2 separate regions of the Homo sapiens genome follow, and region 2 is linked to region 1. The links are chromatin loops, found by intact Hi-C in ENCODE. Cell type or tissue: IMR-90. All regions are shown on one strand. Links, peaks and the distances in the headings refer to the core of each region. The heading gives the core; the rest is flanking DNA. Region 1 overlaps TBC1D22A (TBC1 domain family member 22A). Region 2 has its middle 7.6 kb from the start of TBC1D22A-DT.

Evidence for each region. Hi-C counts contacts between places; a loop is a spot of excess contacts. Peaks named below come from ENCODE experiments on the same cell type or tissue, not always from the same donor. Only the 100,000 strongest peaks of a DNase experiment are listed, where the experiment ranks them.
Region 2: it touches region 1 in a loop (7-fold over the local background); 24 of 110 quality-filtered maps call a loop at or near these places.

What each region holds. Positions count from the first base shown.
Region 1 is chr22:46,812,533-46,820,857 of GRCh38, reverse strand. All of the region lies in intron 4 of TBC1D22A (TBC1 domain family member 22A), which reads right to left. Among named protein-coding and RNA genes, the nearest start is that of TBC1D22A, 54 kb to the right of the region's middle. RefSeq lists an enhancer at 5,023-5,975. In IMR-90, for the core only: no CTCF peak of the experiment used is centred there; DNase peaks (open chromatin) are centred at 4,227 and 6,457; H3K27ac peaks cover 517 bases.
Region 2 is chr22:46,750,761-46,759,085 of GRCh38, reverse strand. No RefSeq gene overlaps it. Among named protein-coding and RNA genes, the nearest start is that of TBC1D22A-DT, 7.6 kb to the left of the region's middle. RefSeq lists a silencer at 4,760-4,936. In IMR-90, for the core only: no CTCF peak of the experiment used is centred there; DNase peaks (open chromatin) are centred at 4,465 and 4,805; H3K4me3 peaks cover 154 bases; H3K27ac peaks cover 2,083 bases.

The sequences.
Region 1 (8,325 bases), core at 162-8,161:
ACTCCCACACAATAACAGTGGGAGACTTTAACACCCCACTATCAGTATTAGATCAACAAGACAGAAAATTAACAAGGACATTCAGGACTTGAACTCAGCTCTGGACCAAGTGGACCTCGTAGATGTCTATGGAACTCTCAACTCCAAATCAACAGAATATACATTCTTCTCAGTGCCACATGGCGCTTATTCTAAAATCGACCACATAATTGGAAGTAAAACACTCCTCAGCAAATGCAAAAGAACTGAAATCATAGCAGTCTCTCAGACCACAGTGCAATCAAATTAGAATTCAGGATTAAGAAATCACTCAAAATCACATAATTTCATGGAAATTGAATAACTTGCTCCTGAATGACTCCTGGGTACATAATGAAATTAAGGCAGAAATCAAAAAGTTCTTTGAAACCAGTGAGAACAAAGAGACAATGTACCAGCATCTCTGGGACACAGCTAGAGCAGTGTTAAGAGGGAAATTTATAGCACTAAATGCCCACATTAGAAAGCCAGAAAGATCTCAAATCGACGCCCTAACATCACAATTAAAAGAGCTAGAAGAGGCAAGAGCAAACTAATCCAAAAGCTAGCAGAAGACAAAAAATAACTAAGATCAGAGAAGAATTGAAGGAGACTGAGACACAAAAAACCCTCCAAAAAATCAACAAATCCAGGAGCTGGGTTATTGAAAAAATGAACAAATAGATGGCTAGCTGGACTAATAAAGAAAAAGGGAGAGAAGAATCAAAGAGACACGATAAAAAGTGATAAAGGAGATATCACCACTGACCCCACAGAAATACAAACTACCATCAGAGAATACTATAAACACCTCTATGCAAATAAACTAGAAAATCCAGACAAAATGGATAAATTCCTAGATGCATATACCCTAACTAGACTAAACCAGGAAGAAGCTGAATCCCTAAATAGACCAATAACAAGCTCTGAAATTGAGGCAGTAATTAATAGCCTACCAACCAAAAAAAGTCCAGGACCAGACAAATTCACAGTTGAATTCTACCAGAAATACAAAGAGGAGCTGGTACCATTCCTTCTGAAACTATTCCAAACAATTGAAAAAGAGGGACTCCTCCCTAACTCATTTTATGAAACCAGCATCATCCTCAGTCCAAAACTGGTAAGAGACACAACAAAAAAAGAAAACTTCAGGCCAATATCCCTGATGAACATCAATGCGAAAATCCTCAATAAAATACTGGCGAACCAAATCCAGCAGCACATCAAAAAGCTTATCCACCATGATCAGGTAGGCTTCATCCCTGGGATTCAAGGCTGGTTCAACATATGCAAATCAATAAACATAATCCATCACATAAACAGAACCAATGACAAAAAACCACGATTATCTCAACAGATACAGAAAAGGCCTTTGATAAAATTCAACATCACATCCCTTCATGTTAAAAACTCTCAATAAACTAGGTATTGATGGAACATATCTCAAAATAATAAGAGCTATTTATGATGAACCCACAGCCAATATCATATTGAATGGGCAAAAGCTGGAAGCATTCCCTCTGAAAACTGGTACAAGACAAGGATGCCCTCTCTCACCACTCCTATTCAACACAGTACTGGAAGTTCTGGCCAGGGCAATCAGGCAAGAGAAAGAAATAAAGGGTATTCAAATAGGAAGAGAGGAGTCAAGTTGTCTCTGTTTGCAGATGACATGATTTTATATTTAGAAAACCCCATCAGCTCAGCCCAAAAACTTCTGAAACTGATAAGCAACTTCAGCAAAGTCTCAGGATACAAAACCAATGTGCAAAAATCACAAGTATTCCTTTACACCAACAATAGGCAAGCAGAGAGTCAAATCATGAATGAACTCACATTCACAATTGCTACAAAGAGAATAAAATACCAAGGAATACAGCTAACAAGGGATGTGAAGGACCTCTTCAAGGAGAACTACAAACCACTGCTCAAGGAAGTAACAGAATATAAACAAAGGAAAACACATTCCATCCTCATCAATGGGAAGAATCAACATCGTAAAAATGGCCATACTGCCCAAAGTACTTTACAGATTCAATGCTATTCCCATCAAACTACCATTGACATTCTTCACAGAATTAGAAAAAACTATTTTAAATTTCATACGGAATCAAACCCCATATAGCCAAGACAATCCTAGCAAAAAGAACAAAGCTAGAAGCATCATGCTACCTGACTACAAGGCTACAGTAATCAAAACTGCATGGTACTGGTACCAAAACAGACATATAGACCAATGGAGCAGAACAGAGACCTCAGAAGTAACACCACATACTTACAGCCATCTATCTGATCTTCAACAAACCTGACAAAAACAAGCAATGAGGAAAGGATCTCCTCTTCAGTAAATGGTGCTGGGAAAACTGGCTACCCATATGCACAAAACTACAACTGGACCCCTTCCTTATACCTTAAACAAAAATTAACTCAAGATGGCTTAAAGACTTACATGTAAAACCCAAAACCATAAAAACCCTAGAAGAAAACCTAGGCAATACCATTCAGGACATAGGCATGGGCAAAGACTTCATGATAAAAACACCAAAAGCAACTGCAACATAAGCCAAAATTGACAAATGAGATCCAATTAAACTAAAGAGCTTCTGCAGAGCAAAAGAAACTATCATCAAAATGAACAGGCAACTTACAGAATGGGAGAAAATTTTTGCAATCTATCCATCTGACAAAGGTCTAATATCCAGAATCTACAAGGAACTTAAATTTACAAGTAAAAAACAACCCCATCAAAAAGTGGGAGAAGGATATGAACAGATACTTCTCAAAAGAAGACATTTATGCGGCCAAGAAACATTTAAAAAAGCTCAACATCACTGATCATCAGATAAATGCAAATCAAAACCACAATGAGACACCATCTCACACCAGCCAGAATAGCAATTATTAAAAAGTCAGGAAACAACAGATGCTGGTGAGGCTACGGAGAAATGGGAATACTTTTACACTGCTGGTGGGAATGTAAATTAGTTCAACCACTGTGGAAGACGGTATGGCGATTTTCCAAGGATCTAGAACCAGAAATACTATCTGACCCAGCAATCCCATTACTGGGTATATACCCAAAAGAATATAAATCATTCTACTATGAAGATACGTGCACACACATATGTTTACTGCAACACTATTTACAATAGCAAAGACATGGAACCAACCCAAATGCCCATCAATGATAGACTACATAAAGAAAATGTGGTACATATACACCATGGAATACTATGCAGCCATAAAAAGGAATGAGATCATGTCCTTTGCAGGGACATGGATGAAGCTGGAAGCTATCATCCTCAGCAAACCAATACAGGAACAGAAAACCAAACATAGCATGTTCTCACTCATAGCTGGGAGTTGAACAATGAGAACACATGGACACAGAGAGCGGAACAACACACACCAGCACCCGTTGGTGGGCGGGTGAGGGGAGGGAATTTAGAGGACAGGTCAACAGGTGACAGGTCAATAGGTGCAGCAAACCACCATGGCACACGTAACCTACGTAACAAACCTGCACATTCTGCACCTGTATCCCAGATTTTTTTTAGAAGGAATAAAGAAAAAAAAAAAGGACAACCTAGTATCCTCATATACTTACAGCAATGTGAATAGGGAATTGGACTCATCCAATACAGCCCCACTTATTACAGCCAATGGGTAGAAGTTACAGAGAAAGCTATTCCAGTACAACCAAAAGGAAAAAAAAATTTTAAGCCACTCTCTTGAGATACGATTGACTTACAAAAAGATGTGCCTACTTAAATGTATACAACTTGATGAGTTTAGAAAGAATTTTCTAAGCTGTGCAATACAAGATGTTCTTTTTACTGGAAGTCTTTAATGTTCGAACATCAGCATTTTGCCTATGTGAAAAGGACACTGAGAGAATTCAGATGTTAAGATCTGATAATTAGGGAATCAGAGGGAATGACCCTTTGAATGAGGTTCAATCAGAGGGAATGACCCCATGAATAAGGTTTTCAGTTTTCACAAGCTCTACCCGCTTCCTGTAGACCACCACGACCGTGAAATGTTAAAGTGGCCTGTGAATAAGCAGCTCTGTAGACAAATGTTAGGAAATGTGGCCTATCTTATTTTGGTCATGGGGATTGATAATATGCATAAGCATCAAAAGGCTCTGAAAAGCCCAAAAAAGAAAAAAAAAGAATCATGACTCATCCTGTCATCTACCACGTGGCTAACTTCCCTGTACTGTTCCCCACCTCACTCCACTGCCTAAAGCAAAGAGCCTCACACACAATGTGCCCCAATAAAATCTACTGCTGTTGAGATGGTACTATTCTTGGGCTGACTTCTGATGGGACTGGTTCTCCTTCAAGTCCTCCACAGAATTTACCTAATCTTATTGGAAAGAATAACTTCATTCAGTGCTTAGAGAAAGGCAGTAAATTTCTTGAAAAGGACAGTTTTTGGCTGAGATAAGGGAAAGAGTAAACACAGCTCCAGGCAGAGCTTACTCTTCAGTTTACCAAATCATTACCAAGCATGGCCCTGAGCCAGGCCCGGCACCAAGCCCAATCCCGCCCCTGTGATACCCTCCAAACCAAAGTGTGGGGGAACGAGGCACATGGGCCACAGACAGCTTCCAGTGGGGAGGCTCAGGGACAGCACCGCAGGCAGAGGAGGAGCTGCCGCCAAGAGCAGGCAGGCAGGCGGCCGGCCGCAGCAGGAGGTCCAGGGCAGGCTCCCAGGACACTCGCAGCAGCCAGAGGGCCAGAGGCTTGGGACCCTATCCCAAGGGTGTGAGTGTGATTGTTAAAGAACTGTAGGCAGGGAAATGACACCACCTGCAGGGTAAAATCCAATCTGCTTCTCGTTCCCCAGAGCCCTCCCCAAGGCTGCAGTGGGACCTACCTGCCCATGGCGCACGCAGGTATACCCCACGGGCTCCAGCCGATTATCTCCACTCACCCCCGACCCACCAGCAGGCCTCCCCTCCACGCAGGCCCTCTCCCTCCATCTTCCATCCTCCCACCAGCCAAACAAGCCCCATCCACGGAGGTCCAGGCACCCATCCCCTTCCTTCACCTTGCCATAAAGCTGGAATTTTCCTGTTTTGCCTGGTCTCTCAACATGGATGAGCTGCTACAGGGCAGGGAGCACCACTCACAAATACATCTTTGTATCGTCAGTGCCCAGCACCAGGCAGATGCTTAAGAAACATTTTCCGAGTAAATGAGTGAACAAATCAATGAGCAAATGACTGAATTCATGAGTGAGCAAACAAGTGAATAAATTAGAAAGAGAAATGGGCACCGTCTTGTTAGAACTGCCCACCAATCCTCTGAAGAATTTAGAAAGTCTGAAGCAGAAAAACCTTGGCAAATCAAACACAGGGGAAGTAGGATTGCGTACTCTGAGCGAGAAAACATCCAAAGGTCCAAATAAAGGACTCTGTGCCCAGGGGCACTTCAATTCAAAAACACTGATACAGAGGAAACGAAGGGCAAAGAGTAATTAAGTCAACAGCGGCTATCAAACTGCATGGGGCCAGCAGGGAACCGCAGGGACAAGCAAGACAACACGAGTGAACAAGCGACCGCCGCACAGCTCTGTTTAACACCGAGTCCTCGCCCCAGGGCTCACGCCATGGAAATACACAAGGAAGTGTTCAAGAGTTATGTCTCAGGGGTGTGTCTCACAGGTTAGTAATTACAATAAATAAAAAACAACATCAAAAACAAAACTGGAAACAACTTAAACACCCAAATAATAGAATGTCTTCAGAAATGTTTCACCTACAAGCAAATGGAAGAAATGAATGTATTTTGATAACTATTATAAAGCCATGAACAATCATGTTTTCAAAGAAAGTTAGTGTCATGGGAAAAGACATTATTTAAAATAAGTAAAAATAGGCCGGGCATGGTGGCTCACACCTGTAATCCCACCACTTGGGAGGGTGAGGTGGGTGGATCACCTGAGGTCAGGGGTTCGAGACCAGCATGACCAACATGGTGAAACCCTGTCTCTACTAAAAATACAAAAAAAAAAAAAAATAGCCAGTGTGGTGGCAGCGGCCTGTAACCCCAGCTACTCGGGAGCTGATGCAGGAGAATTGCTTGAACCTGTGAGGCGGAGGTTGCAGTGAGCCGGGACCTTGTCATTGCACTCCAGCCTGGGCAACAGAGTGAGACTCCATCTCAAAAAAAAAATTAAAAATAAAATAAATATAAGAAGATATATAATTAGATACACTGCTTAATCTCAAGTCTACGTGAAAAGGAAAACACACACACACAGCCCTCACAAAAAGACAAAGAAGATCAGCTTTTTTAACGTCCTGGGGAATCCAGGGTGGTAGTTTACATGGGTTTTTATCTTTCTTCCTGAGACTGGTCTTGGCAGGTTGCACAGCAGGCAGGAGAGCCTGTGCCCAGTGGACTCAGACATTCCTAAGTTTGAGCCCTGGCTCTGTGACGTCAAAATCTTGGAATGTCAGGCATGTTTCTTAACCCCTTCAAGCCTCAGTTTCCTCATCTGTCAAACAGGAATAAAAATAGCATCCACTTCACAGGACTACTGTGAGAAATGATCAAGAAAATATACATCAAGGACTCCACACCCCACACCTGGCACATAGCATTAGATTCTATTATTTTTCTTATTATTACTCTCAGTAGTTTCTAAATTTCAAACACTGACCATCTGTAATTTTAAATAATATTTAAGAATAGCAAAGATGAATGTAAGTAAATATTCTCTAAGAAGGTAAGGCTGGTGCTCCTGCCACGCCAGCCTGTGGGTGAAGAGGCCAGGGTGTGCGCTGACTATGCAAGGGCTGCGGAAAGGCAGAAACCAGCAACAGCTTTCTGGTCGCCACCAAGGCTCCTGGAAGGAGCACCAGGGCTCAGCCTCCTATGTCTGACAAAGAGATTCAGATGTCCAAACCACGCCACTTTCCCAAATACTGTCTGCATTTTTAGATCTGATTTCTTGTCCGTCAGGTGCCCCTGCCTTCATGGAACCCCTGCCCCAGTCCTGGGCTGAGGAGGTGGCTCAGCCTCCGGGGCCCAGCACAGACAGGATAACTTCTCTGCAGCTATTCTGGCCCCTGAAGGCCCACCTGCTCCCACCCCCAGCCAAATCCCCAGCAGAATTCATTACTCGTTCCTCTGTGTTTCCACGGAACTTCTGACATATGCTTAAGGGCCCTAACCCTCCCTAGTTCTACCGTATTATCTGCGGCAGATCTCTTTCTCCATTGGAGCAGAAGCCTTTGGGTCCCCTGTGCCTCGCCTGGTAGGAGCTCACTACATATTGTAATTGAATGAAATAATCAGAAATAATTTTCACTATTATTAAAGCATTCTTCTTCTACCCTGGGAAAACGGAAAAGCCAATAAAAAGTTAAAGTAAAAATAAGATTTCTCCCTCTCCAGAGAAGTCACCCATACTGGCCAAAGCAAATTTAAAATCTCACTGAAAATAACTGTAAATTAAATGCCGCATACTAAGGATCAAAAAATGACTTTGCTAAATAGATCTTATTCTTTAATATGTGGCTTAGGTAATAGGGACAGAATTTCCAAGCACAGAAGCCCCAAGCCTAGAAAAGTTTCAATGACTTCTGATGGAACAGGCACACACAAGGAAATCTGTGTCTTACGAATTCAATATACACTTTATTGAGGAAATAACCATGAATAAATGGAAGAAAAGAGTGTACTTTAGTGAAGTATTTAATGGTCTGATCTAGAAGGTCATTAAAGTAAAGGAAGAAGCAAATGAAATGCAGTGGCCTGCATACAGAAAGACCTGCGGAGCCGCCTGGGAGACAAAGAGCGGACCAAGGGGCAGCAGCGGCCGCATAAATCACCTCACGGACAGCTCCGGACACGACAGACTCTATCAATAACAGGAAAGAGACCGTACACGCCACAAAGATCAACTGCAGCATGGAAAGAGTCAAAAGAAGCATCAAATGGCTTGAAAGAACCAAAGCAAAAAAGATAAATGCTAACATTAAGTCGAAACAAGCAAATTTAAGCTTACGAGGATTAGGAAACGTTTTCTTGTCAACTGAATAGCAGTCCCTACATTTGACAAGTATGATAATAAAACAAGGGTCAGTAAAGCCATCCCAAAGTTTGAGTTACCTGGCTGCATCTTCAACTAAAATCCATTTTCGCTAAACACAGTGAGCCTTCTGCCAATTCCTCAATCAACTTCACGGAAAACCCATTTCAAAACCCCCATCGAGCTAAACCAAAGCCACACACAGCCAGCAGAAAGGCGGCAGTCCCCACAGGGGTGGGCAGTGTCCCCAAAGGGGTG
Region 2 (8,325 bases), core at 176-8,175, 62 kb after region 1:
AAACAATACACATTTACCCTCCTACAATCCTGGAGGTCAGAAGTCCAAAGTCTTAGCACTTCACTGCACTAAACTCAAAGCGTCAGCAAGGCTGCCCCCTTCTGGAGGTTCTAGGGGAGAGTCAGTTTCTTACCTTTTTCAGCTTCTAGAGGCCACTTAACATTCCTTGGCCGACACTCCTTCCTCTGTCTGGAAAGCAGATCACTCTAATCTCTACTGCCATCATCACATCATCTTCTCTCCTTCCGATTCCTCCTAGATCCCTCTGACCTCACGTCAGGCCCACTGGATAATCCGGTCCAGGCTGATCTCCCCATCACCCGGCCCTTAGCTCAATCACACCTGCAAACTCCCTTTGGCCATTTAAGGTAACATTTGCAGGTCCCAGGATTAAGTCCTGGTATATCTTCAGGGGTTCATTATTCAGCCTACCACAATAATAGACGGCATATAGCAAAGGTCCCCAGTTTCACACCGCGAGAGGCAGGCGTCGTCTTCACTGCCCCCTTCCCCAACTCCTTTCAGCCATTTTTATATTACAGGGACTAGCAACGTGCCATTTCCTGACACTAAGTCAGGATGAGTTAGGGTGCTGTTGGTTGCAAGAATGACAAAGTTCAGCTCAAATTAGCTTATACTACAAAGGGAATTAGTTGGTTAATGAAAAAGCCCAGAAGTAGCTCAGAAGGTTTGGAGAAGGGCTGATACAGCAGCTCAACAATGACCCAAGGGGCCTGTCTCCTTCTGTCAGTCTCTTAAGTCTTTGCCAAGGACAACTTCCCCTTGAGGTCACAGGATGCCTCTGTTGGGCCCCTGGGATCATGTGCTTACCTCTAGTCAGGATGCTAGAGAGCAGAAATACTGTGAACTAGTATCAGTCCCCGGGAAGGGAGCACTATACATTGCTTACCAATTCCAGGAGAGCACACTTAAACACCTCACCAATTTCTGCTGAGTTTCCTAAGACTGCCAGGAGGCTTTGCACAAACCCAGCAGCCAGAGTTCTGCAAGGGTTCTTGACTCTGGCAGGGGCTCAAAGCTGACCTAGCTGCTGCAGCTGTCATACCTCCACCCTCTGTATTCTTTTTTTTTTTGGGACGGCGTCTCACTCTGTCACCCAGGCTGGAGTGCAGTGGCGCAATCTTGGCTCACTGCAAGCACCACCTCCCAGGTTCACGCCATTCTCCTACCTTGGCCTCCCAAGTAGCTGGGACTACAGGCGCCCGCCACCACGCCCGGCTAATTTTTTGTATTTTTAGTAGAGACAGGTTTTCACCATGTTAGCCAGGATGGTCTTGATCTCCTGACCTCGTGATCCACCCACCTCAGCCTCCCAAAGTGCCGGGATTACAGGCGTGAGCCACCGCGCCTGGCCTACCCACTGCATTCTTAATGTCTAGTCTGGTAAAACAGAACACCTGCAAAACACGTCAGACAAAGCAACTTTATTATTCACAGAGAGGCCCCAAACATCAACCCAAGCCTAGGATCCATGGCGAGCCAGTCCACCAGCAATCAGGAAAGCTACCCAGGGCACTAGAGTGTTGTCTGCAGGTGCCCCCACTTCACACCACAGCTGAGGGGCGTGAAAAGCACACTCTACTCTGGGTTCTCTACCCCAAATGCAACTGGGTCCACTGGGCTACAGCATTGCAGGACATCCTGATCTAGGGGAGATGAGCACAAAGCCTGAGCTGTTCGGGACAGTTCCACCTTATCTCAGGATGTTGCAACCTCTGTATATTCTGCCCAAAAATTCTAAGCAAGAGGGGGAAGAGCTGGGTCATCCAGTGTCATTTGGGGACCTGTCACCTGGCAGATGCTCCATTGTAGCTGGCAATGAGAGTCAATCCTTCCAAATTTTGTGGCTGCTGCCCAACAAGGGAGGGTTAGAATCCCAATATCCAGGAACAATCCCAATATCCACTACAACACCAAAGGCCATGTTGAGAGAAACTGGTGGATTTGACAACTTAAAATGTTTACTTGTTTGTCAAAAAAAATGTTTTAATTGGACAAAATATATGTGCTATGTCTGACAAAGGGTTAATATATGGGAATCTTACAAATAAGGAAGTAGAAAACCACAATAGGAAATGGGTATGATTGTTTAAACCAAGTATATATTTTTCAAGCTTATCTTAAACTATAAATAAATCAAAGAATATGTTTTCAAAAGAAATACAGCTCTCTAGCTCCTGCTCTCAACATGTGACATGCCTGTTCCCGCTTCACCTTCCACCATGAGTAAAAGCTCCCTGAGGCCTCACCAGAAACCTAGCAGAGACCAACACGACACTTCCTGTACATCCTGCACAACCATGAGCCAATTCAACCTCTTTTCTTTATAAATTACCCGTCCTCAGGTATTCCTTTATAAACACCGCAAAAGTAGCCTAACACAGAAAACTGGTACCAAGAAGCAGGGCATTGCTGTAAAGACACCTTAAGAGTAATGACCTAGGGTAACTGGCAGAAGAAATTTCTAAGTAGCAAAGCATTCAAGAGGTGGCCTGCCTGCTTGTCACAGCCAATGATCATATATTGGAGCAAAGGAAAGTTGGAGCTCATATTTAAAAGGGAAGCAGAGCATGAAATTTTGGAAAATTTGCAGCCTGGCCATGTGGCAGGGAAAGAATCCAAGCAGGCTGGGGAGCAACCATTAGCTAGAGAGATTATCATCACTAAAAGGGAGCCAAGTGCTAATATCCAAGACAATGGAACAAAGGCCTCAAAGGCATTTGGGAGATCTTGGAGACAGCCCCTCCCATGACAGGCCCAGAGGCCTAGGAGGAAAGAATGGTTTGAGGGGCCAGGCCCAGGACACTCCTCAGCCTATGGACACTGCTCCCCACATACCAGCTGCTGCAGCTCCGCCTGTAGCTCAAAGGCCCCAGGTATAGCTTGGGCCACCACTCTGGAGAATACAAGCCATAAGCCTTGGTGGCTTCCATGTGGTGTTAAACCTGTGGGCACACAGAATGCAGGAATAAAGGTGGCAGCTTCCACCTAGATTTCAGAGGATGTATGAGAAAGCCTGAGTGCCCAGGCAGAAGCCTGCTGCAGGGGCAGAGCCCCCACAGAGAACCTCCACCAGGGACAGAGCCCCCACAGAGAACCTCCGCCAGGGGCAGAGCCCCCACAGAGAACCTCCGCCAGGGGCAGAGCCCCCACAGAGAACCTCTACCAGGGCAGAGCCCCCACAGAGAACCTCTACCAGGGGCAGAGCCCCCACAGAGAACCTCTACCAGGGCAGTATGGAGGGGAAATGTGGGGTTGGAGGCCCACACACAGTTCACAGTAGTGAACTCCACTGCCTAGTGGAGCTGTGGGAAGGGGACTGCACCCTCCAGACCCAAGAATGGTAGCGCCACCAGCAGCTGCACCTACACCTGGAGAAGCTGCAGGCACTCCACCCCAACCCATAGAGCAGCCACAGAAGCAGGACTGCCCAAGGCCTTGGGACGCCACCCCTTGCACCAGGATCCAGGATGTGGAGTCAAGGATTATGTTGGAGCTTTAGGATTTTTTATTTTATTTTATTTTATTTTTTTGAGACAGAGTCTTACTCTGTTGCCCAGGCTGGAGTGCAGTGGCATGATCTCAGCTCACTGCAACCTCTGCCTCTCAGGTTCAAGTGATTCTCCTGCCTCAGCCTCCCAAGTAGCTAGGATTGCAGGCACGCGCCACCATGCCCGGCCAGCATTGGGATTACAGGCAGGAGCCGCCCAAATGCTTTCTTAGATGCAAAAAAAGAAAAAAAAAATTAAAAAGACACCCCCACCCCCCAAAAATTGATCAATTATTTTCACATCCAGGAAAAACAACAAATGCAAATCCAAATGCTTTGAAGAATAAGACTGATTTTCGGAGGCTTTCAGGGTAGACAGAGGAGGGCCATTATGCCACGGCTCATGCAAACAAGCCTCCTAAATGCACCCTGGAGATGCATCGCACCCTTCACAGCCACCATCAGCCCCTTCCATCACCTTTGATCCTCTGCCATGCTCCTGCAGACCTCCTGCCCAGACCTCACCTGCAGGCCTCTCAGTCCCTTTCCCGTGTGCATCTGCAACCCTCTCCACCTCTCAAGCTCAGCAAATTCCAGCATCCTCAGCATCCTCCTCATCCCCCCTCACCAGATGCCCAGCGGTGGGGAGGGAGGGGGTGGCAGTGGGGGTGGGGAGGGGATGGCGCACACAGTGGGTATCATGATTTGTATTTTAAAGATGAGAAAGTAGGGGCTTCAAGAGGCAAAGTCCCCCAGCTAGAGTGAAGGGAACAGGGTTTGGAGTCCAGCTGCTGACCCCACAGCCCACTCACTGTCCAGTTCACCTTGCCGGGCCCTGGCCACAGTCCCACTGCTAATCGGAAACACAACCAGCTGTGGCATTTCCTCCCATGGTCCTTTGCAGCACGTGGTCCCCACCCCCTTGGCAAACGTGCAGGAGCCACAGTCGGCCGTGACTCATGGACAGTCCAACCCAAAGTGACTCAGGCAGGATAGAGAGAGGACAGCAGACATCAGAGGGAGCCCAGACTGGCCGTCTGCAAGCTGCATCCTGGCCTCATGTCTCCTGTGACTGATCACACTCTGCTGTAAACACGGCCAGCCCCCGTTTTCCCACCTGTAAAATGGAGATGAGGACACCTGCCCTGTGTGTTTCCCAGAGTCATGATGGGAATCCCCTGAGACAAAGGACTGGAAGGCAGTTTGTAAACCAAAATCTCTGAGCAAATATGACACCGCAGAGTAGGGAGTGAGTCTGTAAGTGACGTGAAGCCTGGCCTGGAGTGGCAACCGGAAGGCCCTATGGCCCCATGGTGCTGTGTCATCCCTGGACTTCCCGCAGCTGCTAGAGTGAAGGAAGGAGCTGGTCTGTCACTTAACACCAGAAGAGAAAGTGGCCCGGAGAGCAGGCATCTCCCAGATATCTGACTGGGCCAGATATCTGACTGCTAGGAACTGGGGACACAGACCTGGGAACTCTGTGCCCTTATGACATCAGAGCCTGGCGGCCAGGATGGAAAGTGTGTTGCGGCCCCAGCCTGAATGGCACTTTTGGGTGGACATAGACCCAGAGGTGCATGGCGTGGGGAGGCTGGCACTAAAGGGCCTGCCCATGTGGCATCCCAGGCATGGACATCCTGAGGGTGAGGGGAGAAGGCAGGCAAGGTGCTGGCACCACACTTCTGCTGGGATTGTGCACGGTTTGGCATCCTGGTTCCAAGCTGAGCCCCCTGCAGTTGCAGAAGGCCACTTTGGTGGGGAGGGGACACTCCTGGGTTCTGGTGGCATGGCCTGCCTGGCACAGTGTGGCACTGGATGGAAAGAGAGACTGGGGGGAGTGGTCTCTTATTTTGAGACACTGCAAACACCTCGTTTCTCTGGGCCTCAATCCTAAGAGCCTGCGGGTCAGGCCGAGTGGTAAGGTGGATGAACCCCTGACTTTGGAACCAGACAGACATGGATTTCAATCCTGCTGTGCAAATCTGGGCAGCCTTCTCAGCTGAGCCTGTTTCCTCACCTGCTGGCAGAGGGCTCAATGCAATCGGGCATGAACCTGGGCACATGACAGAATCCAGCCAGGGCTAACTGCTGTTTATAGTACTGACGCTTAGCGATCCAAACAAAAATAAAATTCAGGAATCTGGCCCTGTAGGGTCTGTACTGGCCACTCGGCATCATCCTCCCACTTCCTGACCACCTTCGGATGACACTGGTTCTTCCAAAGGAGGGATGGTGGCTGCCCACCCAGGTGTCCTGGGGACACTGCAAGGGGTGGGGAGACATGCCATTCTGGAGGAGTTAAGCTCGCTGGCAATGGATCCAAAGGCAGCCCCTCCCCCCTACTCCCCTACGCAAGGGACCAAGCCACAGCTGGCATGAAGTGATGCCCTATGGCACCTTCCAAGGAACTCCTGCCACATCTCCATCCCCTCTGTCACTGTGGAGAAGGACCCATCCTCACTGAAGCAGAGGCTCCCAGGGGCGTGGGGCAGGACTTGCGGGAAGCAAGAGCGGGGCCTGGGGATGGGGGTGGGGGAGGCATGGGACCCAGTGTTGGGCCCAGGGGCGCTAGGGGCCTGAGGGGCAGGGGGCAGGGCTAGAGGGGTGAGGGGCTGTGCTAAGCCAGGGAGCCCTCAAGGGCCACACGTTGGTGTGGTAACCCCTGTGTGTATCTGCTGGAGCAGGCTCAGTCCTCTGGTTACCCCGGCTTCCCACACCCCTCTCCCTTCACACGTTTTGACCCCTAGGCAGCGTCTCCACTTGGGAAGGCCCAAGGCCCAAACTTAAAGTGTTCCTGGTGCCTGACCCCAAGTCTCTTGTTTTAGGATTGGGGAAACTGAGGTCCCGAGAAGCAAGGCATTTGTGGTGTTTTGCAGGGGGAGATCCCCTGGTCTCTCCTCTTTCCATCCAGTGCCACACTGTGCCAAGCAGGCTGTGCCAGCAGAACCCAGGAGCATTCCCTCCCCATCAGAGTGGCCCCTCTACAACTGCAGGGGGCTCAGCTTGGAGCCAGGACCTCCCATGTCTCCTGGTGGGGAAGGTGAGAGCAGCCTTCCCGAGGGAAAAACGCCTGGCCCTAGCCCATGTGGACCTCCAGGACGCCGGGACCTTCCCACGGGAGGGGCAGTGCTGTGCAGGCCACCCGCCCTTGCCACAGCAGTCACTACCATCTCTAGATGGCACAGAGAGAAGCAAGGGCTGCAGCCACCTGCAGCCTTTCACCAAGAATAAGCTGTGGCCAGAACTAATGGGCACATAGGCTGCTTGGAATGGTGCCTGGTCAATAAGAATGCATCCATGTTTGACATGAGATGCCTGCACAGTGTTCTGGGAGCCCCAAGGGAGCCCAGCCTCAGCCGCCTGCAAAGAAATCCCCCAGATCCTTGATCACCACGTCCCTCTTGGTGTCCCTAGCAAAGGGCAGCCATGGAGCCCAAGACCGGACACCTCCCCACTGTGAGTGTCAAGCAATGTGTGGAGGGTGTTGGTCAGCGGAGGACAAAGCCCAGGCCAACTGAGACAGGCAAGAGAGGGGGTCTCCAGCAGGGGGACCATCATCCAGGCACCCTCCCAGCTGCCAGGGCCGGGTCCTCACACCGCCTGCCATGCCTGCTCTGCTCTGTCCTTGGCTCTGCGAGTCCCTGCAGCAGGCTGTGTCCCAAACCAGCACCTCTCCTTCATCCCCATCACTCTGGCTATGGGAATTTCCAGTAGGTCATAGCCCCCCGCCTTCCCCACCGAGCTTCCCGGGGTCCTCACTTGGTCATTGATGACATACTTGGCAAGTGCACTGGATGTAACCTGAGGGAAGTGGGGAGATAGGGCTCCAGGGCCTGGAACCCTCTTGATCCTTCCTGGGCCTTCCCCCAGCTCTGTTGCCAGAAGGCAGAGTCAAGCCAGCGGACTGCAATGGTCTGCAAAGGGTCAGGCCCTCACTGTGGCAGGGGTCATTCCCAAAGGAGGAGGCTTTGCCCCCAGATGGGCCACATTGTTTAGAAATGTTGATGGCAATTCTAGGAAAAGCAGCTCCACTTAGGAGGGCCCAAGGTTCTCGTGTATACTGTTCCCAGTGCGCAGTGTGATTTGGTATGGCGTGGGAAGCAGGGAGCAGGGAAAGTGGCCTGGGTAAGTCCCAGCCCCTCTCTGGGTCTCACCTTCCCCCTGTGTCAGAGGGAGATAACTGCCACTGTCCTGCCCCTCTCCCAGGATTCTTCTAAAGATCAAGGGAGAAGGGAGGGAGCCTGAGGAGGAGAGGAAGGAGGAAGAAGAGCTGGAGAAGGAGGGAGGAGGAAGGAGGAAGCAGGGGAGAGGGAGGCTGAACGGGAGCTGATGACCTTTTGGTTTAAGCCTCAGCGGAGCAGCTGAACCCTGAAGAGGACTCGTGGCTCTTAGCCCAGGATTCATTCCCAGAGCTGTCAGAGCTGGGCGACACCCCCATGTCCTAGCAGGGGCAGCTATCAGGCACCAGGCCAAGGCCAGGGGTGCGTGGCAGACTGGGCACCTGTTGGGGCCTGGTGGAGTGCGTGCCACGCCCTCCCCGCCCTGCCCCATTTCCTCGTTTCCTCGTTCACTCCTGTCAGCCACTGACCCCAGACACTCTTCCATGGCTGCTGGCCTCGGCCATGCCTGGAATTGGACCTGCCAGGCATCCTGCCCATGGCACAGCGGGGCTGTTAGAGCCAAGAGAGGGGGCCCTGGTCCCCTGCTGGCCTCTCCCCATGGCCCTCCCCAATGACTGCTGCCCAGCACCTCCCATCGTAAAACATTCTGCTCAAGAGCCATCAGGGGCTGCCTGTGTCTGTGGGAAACGGCGG